Linked DNA regions of Homo sapiens: region 2 is linked to region 1. A link is an interaction called in ENCODE POLR2A ChIA-PET data of the cell type or tissue named here. Cell type or tissue: OCI-LY7. All regions are shown on one strand. Links, peaks and the distances in the headings refer to the core of each region. The heading gives the core; the rest is flanking DNA. Region 1 overlaps GNA13 (G protein subunit alpha 13). Region 2 overlaps PECAM1 (platelet and endothelial cell adhesion molecule 1).

Region 1 (2,924 bases), core at 244-2,743:
GCTGATACTCAGCTGCCTTGCTTTATTGCTTCCTTAGTAACAAAATTGACCAAATCGGGACTTGGAAACAGGAGCTGATGTGCCAGCATACATTTTGAGCTAATTTTCACATTCATCAGCTTTTGAAAATATTTACAGGTTGGCTTGCTTTGCTGCCTGACTGTGAAGGATGGGAAAGTATTTAGTGCTCCTTATAGGCTGTGTGGAAATTTTCTTCTGGAGAGAGTTTGGTTGGGATAATGATTGAGCTCTAAACTGGGAATAAAGTCATCTGGGTTTTCCTTTCACCTGTTTTGTGATCATAGGCGTAGAATTACCTTATTAATTAGTGTTGATTATTGTGTAATATTTGAGTTATAGGGTATTTTTTAGCACATCATCACAGCAGAATTTTCCACCTGGAGTGCGTTCACGAGGACTTCGGGGTATTATGAAGCGCTCTAATAGGCGCCTCTCTTTAGATAGTGGAGGAATTGAAACTGTATTTGGGAAGTATGTCCTGCGTTGGAAAACAGCATATACTTTTTTTCTTTTTAACAATTGAAGTCGTTGCTTTTTGGGAATCCAAAAAAAAAAAAAATTAACAACGAAGGGTTCTAGTTCTGACAAAGCTAAATATTTCTTGATATGCTGATGGGATTATATATGATTGGCCCTTTTCAAAAAAGTATTTTAACCTTGAGGGATTTTTCAAGGCTCAGAATTCTTAAGCTTTCTGTTGTTATCATTATGTGAAAACTGAAGAGTAGGAAAGTGGTTTGTCTGTTCATGACTTACAGGCTCCAGAACCTTAATTAGCTTGTTTTTTTTAAGTTTAAAATTTTAAAACATACATGGTTCATTGTAAAATATCATCCAGTTAGCCACTATCCTACCACCTCAGGACATCTCTGCTGACATTTTGGTGTATTTCCTTCCAGTATTTGAATACGATATTGGATGTTGAGATAAGCTTGTTTGTACTTTCTGTACAACTTTATATCCTGTTCATTTAATGTTGCATCATGAGCATTTCCTGGAGGAGGTGATTTTCTCAGAGGAGCAGCAAGGCATTTTTTAGAAATAGATGTGTATTTTTTATTTAAATGGAAAATTCTTCCCGCTATATATGTATTTTTTTAGCCAACAGAAGATAGTGGTGCTAAATGGTAACATGGAACAAATATGGGGTAAATATTACCATGTTGCTACCTGATCAGCAATATATATGATGTCAGAGCTGACCCATCTCTGCAGTATTAAACTCCTTTCTCACATTTAAAATTTGTACTTAATTTTGTTAAGTACCGTGGCTCATGCCTGTAATCCCAACACTTTGGGAGGCCAAGGCGGGTGGATCACCTGAGGTCGGGCGTTCAAGACCAGCCTGACAAACATGGAGAAACTCCATCTCTACTAAAAATACAAAATTAGCCAGGCGTGGTGTTACATGCCTGTAATCCCAGGTGCTCAGGAGGCTGAGGCAGGAGAATCGCTTGAACCAGGGAGGCGGAGGTTTCAGTGAGCTGAGATCGTGCCATTGCACTCCAGCCTGGGCAACAAGAGCAAAACTCCATCTCAAAAAAATAAAATAAAATAAATACTAAACATATGGCTAAAACTTTTTTCTCTGTTTCTCCACGATGAAGCATTTTAGTAAGGTCCTTTTTTTGTGACTTCTGTAGTAGGAGAATTACTAAACTGCGTTGTACATTTTGTGTTAACATTTGATAGGACTACGGAAATACTCCTAGAACACTTGGATCATTAAGATTATTAGCCTTGGGCCAGGCACGGTGGCTCACACCTTTAATCCCAGCACTTTGGGAGGCCGAGGCAGGTGGATCACAAGGTCAGGAGATCGAGACCATCCTGGCTAACAGGGTGAAACCCCGTCTCTACTAAAAATACAAAAAATTAGCTGGGCGTGGTGGCGGGTGTCTGTAGTCCCAGCTACTCGGGAGGCTGAGGCAGGAAAAGACTTCATCTCAAAAAAAAAAAAAAATTATTAGCCTTAAATTATTTTGGTGATAAGGCCAACACAAAAACTTGATATAAAGAGGAATTTATTAATTTGTGAGCAGCAACAAGAAAAAGGCAATTTCTAGAATAATGTAATAAGTTCTTTCCAAAAAAGCTCTTATTTCATGTGCAGTAGTTTATTTTTGTAGCTTATATGCTAGAAAACATTGAAATAACTTATCTAAGTGAGATAAAGGTAGTATTCTACTTATGCTATTATAGACTGTCTTACATTGGTCTGGAAAGATACTTAGTTTGAAAAAGAAATTTTCAAATATTGAAATGGTTTATGATGTAACTGACTAATTTTGGTTCTTTTGGATTTTTTTTTTTTTTTTTTTTTTTTTTGAGACGGAGTCCTGCTCTGTTGCCCAGGCTGGAGTGTAGCAGGGTGATCTTGGCTCACTGCAACCTCCGCCTCCTGAGTTCAAGTGATTCTCCTGCCTCAGCCTCTCGAGTAGCTGGGACTACAGGCGCCCACTACCACACCCAGCTAATTTTTGTATTTTTAGTAGAGACAGGGTTTCACCATATTGGCCAGGCTGGTCTCAAACTCCTGACCTTGTGATCCGCCCACCTCGGCCTCCCAAAGTGTTGGGATCACAGGTGTGAGCCACCAAGCCCGGCCTCTTTTGAAAATTTTAACTGATGTACATAGAAATTGCTGGCAAGAAATTTGGAACTGTGTATTCACTTGGAGTCTGCTTAATTTTTATGTATCTACACAGCAAAGGAAAATGGCTTGTCGGCTATAAGTTTTGTTCCTCATGAACTGAACATTTTACTCCTCCTGAACTAAACAGAAAGGCATGACTGGTGGTACTTTGAGTATGCTGTAATTTTTTTAATTTTTTTTTTTTAATTATTTTTTTTAAAGGCAGGGTCTCATTTTGTCACCCAGGCTGGAGTGCAGTGGTGCAATC
Region 2 (2,924 bases), core at 228-2,727, 660 kb after region 1:
CAGGCGATCCACCCGCCTTGGCCTCCCATAGTGCTGGGATTACAGGCGTGAGCCACCACCCCAACCTTGTGTGTGTTTTTGAGACAGGGTCTTGCTCTGTTGCCTGAGCTGGAGTGCAGTGGCATGATTTCAGCTCACTGCAACCTCCGCCTCCCAGGTTCAAGCGATTCTCCTGCCTCAGCCTCCTGGGTAGCTGGGATTACAGGGGCATGCCACCATGCCTGGCTAAATTTGTATTTTTAGTATAGACAGGGTTTTACCATGTTGGCCAGGCTGGTCTCAAACTCCTAACCTCAGATGATCTACTCACCTCGGCCTCCTAAAGTGCTAGGATTACAGGCGTGAGCCACCGTGCCCAGCCTATTTCAGTCTTTAAACACTGGCCATGACACACTACACTGATGCATTATGTGATCTGTAGTTTGGAAGCCACTGCTTTAAGCCATCGAGGGTCAGACACCAGGAAGTTGGGTTTGGAGGGGATCGGGAGGAAAGAGGGGCCAGGTCCTCAGCCTTGGCCTCCTGTTGTTCAACGTAGATTTGCGTTGGACAAACAGCAAACAAATGAGGTGGCCTGGGAAATGCTCCCAGGAGAGAAGGAGGCAACAGCAGAGGGAAGCTGGGGAGTGTCCAGGACATACAGGGCTCTAGGACAGGTAGTCAGCCACTCCCAGGACCCGGTCTCATTTGCCAAGCCGGGAGAAGTCAGGGGAAGGCACACCCATGTAGATATTTGCAAATATTTCCAAAATAGGAAACTTACATTTTGTCATAAATGGTCCCCTTCTTTTGGCATCCCACTTTATCCTGCCCATTGTGTGTATGTGTGTCTGTATGTTCTATTATCTGATTATAAAATCATGTGTGCTCTGGGTAGAATTTTCAGACAAAAGAGCAGGATATAAAGTATGTATATAAAGTGACAATCATTTATAATGCCTCTACTTAGAGAAAACCACACATGATCCTCTAGACTTTTTCTACATATATTTATATATCATATACACACCCAGCCACACACACACACACACACACACACACAGAAAAAACATCTTTTGTTTTTACAAAAGATGGGGACCTATCACACTATTTTACAGCTTTTTAAAAACCAGACAAAATCTTATGGACTTTTGTCCATATGAAGAAATATAGATCTATCTCATTTTAGAACTCAGAACTTGACTGTAGGGATGGGCCATCTCTGCAACCCTCAAACTCCTGGGCTTGAGTGATTTACCTCATCTTCTGCTGATGGATATTTAGGTATTTTTCTCAGTGTTTGCTATTACAACAATCCTGCAGTATAGATATTTGTACTTGTAACTTGTGTACTTTGGCAACTATTTTACTATTATTATTTATGTGGTTAATTCTTAGTAGTCAAATTGTTGAATCAGATGTTTTGTGCATTTTCTTTTTTTTTTATTTATTTATTTATTTATTTATTTATTTATTTGAGACAGAGTTTCACTCTTGTTGCCCAGGCTCGAGTACAGTGGCGCAATCTCAGCTCACCGCAACCTCCGCCTCCCGGGTTCAAGCGATTCTCCTGCCTCAGCCTCCCGAGTAGTTGGGATTAGGCATGTGCCACCACGCCTGGCTAATTTTGTATTTTTAGTTGAGATGGGGTTTCTCCATGTTGGTCAGGCTGGTCTTGACTCCCGATCTCAGGTGATCCACCTGCCTCAGCCTCCCAAAGTGCTGGGATTACAGGCATGAGCCGCCACACCTGGCCTGTGCATTTTCAGTTAAAAACTTCAGCATGAGGCCAGGCATGGTGGCTCACATCTGTAATCCCAGCACTTTGGGAGGCTGAGGCAGGCGGATCACCTGAAATCAGGAGTTTGAGACCAGCCTGGCCAGCATGGTGAAACCTCATCTCTACTAAAAATACAAAAATTAGCCAAGCGTGGTGGTGGGCACCTGTAGTCCCAGCTACTCTGGAGGCTGAGGCAGGAGGATCACTTGAACCTGGAAGGTGGAGGTTGCAGTGAGCCACCGTGTCACTGCATTCCAGCCTGGGTGACTGAGTGAGACTCCATCTCAAAACAACAACAAAAACTTCAGTATGAAAAACTTATCGTAAAATAAAAAGACAAATGACAAACTGGAGAAAATATTTGCATAGTACCTTTAACAAACAGCTAATTCCTTTAATTTATAAAAGGTTTGGCTGACTGTGCCTGGCTCGATGTTGCCAAAGTGCTAGATATTGCCAAAGTGCTCTTCAAGATGGTTGAACATTTTCATCAGTAGTGATGCTAGTGTTTGTTTTCCCACATCCTTACCAACAAACTTTTTCTTTCTTTCTTTCTTTTTTAAATAGAGATTAGGGTCTTGCTATGTTGACCAGGCTGTTCTCGAACTCCTGGCCTCAAGTGATCCTCCCATCTCGGCCTCCCAAAGTGCTAGGATTGCAGGCATGAGCCACTGTGCCTGGTCCTAACAGAGTATTTCAATGTTTTATTATTTTTGACAATCTAGTTGAGGTATAGTGATATATATCATTGTTGTGGTGATTTGTATTTCTTTAGTTTTTAGTGAGGTTGAGTTTGTTTATTCATCTATTACATTTTTTTCCCGTAAACCACCTATTCATATATGCCTTGTCATTTTCATTGTGAATCACAAAACTCCAGTGCCACAAAGAAACAAGATAGTTAAATTTGACTAAAGTCATTTTTATTGTTCCTGGTTGGATTTGTTCAAGCCCTTTATTTTATTTATTTATTTATTTTTGAGATGGAGTCTCACTCTGTCGCCCAGGCTGGAGTGCAGTGGCGCAATCTCGGCTCACTGCAACCTCCGCCCACCAGGTTCAAGTGATTCTCCTGCCTCAGCCTCCTGAGTAGCTGGCATTACAGGGGGCTGCCACCACGCCCAGCTAATTTTTGTATTTTTAGTAGAGACGGGGTTTCACCATC

Evidence for each region. Peaks named below come from ENCODE experiments on the same cell type or tissue, not always from the same donor. Only the 100,000 strongest peaks of a DNase experiment are listed, where the experiment ranks them.
Region 2: POLR2A ChIA-PET joins it to region 1 with 7 read pairs; 2 of 35 experiments call an interaction of 5 or more read pairs at or near these places.

What each region holds. Positions count from the first base shown.
Region 1 is chr17:65,033,438-65,036,361 of GRCh38, reverse strand. All of the region lies in intron 2 of GNA13 (G protein subunit alpha 13), which reads left to right. Among named protein-coding and RNA genes, the nearest start is that of GNA13, 22 kb to the left of the region's middle. In OCI-LY7, for the core only: no CTCF peak of the experiment used is centred there; no DNase peak of the experiment used is centred there; H3K4me3 peaks cover 1,485 bases; H3K27ac peaks cover 2,500 bases.
Region 2 is chr17:64,371,645-64,374,568 of GRCh38, reverse strand. The region is part of intron 4 of PECAM1 (platelet and endothelial cell adhesion molecule 1); the gene reads left to right. Among named protein-coding and RNA genes, the nearest start is that of PECAM1, 18 kb to the left of the region's middle. In OCI-LY7, for the core only: no CTCF peak of the experiment used is centred there; no DNase peak of the experiment used is centred there.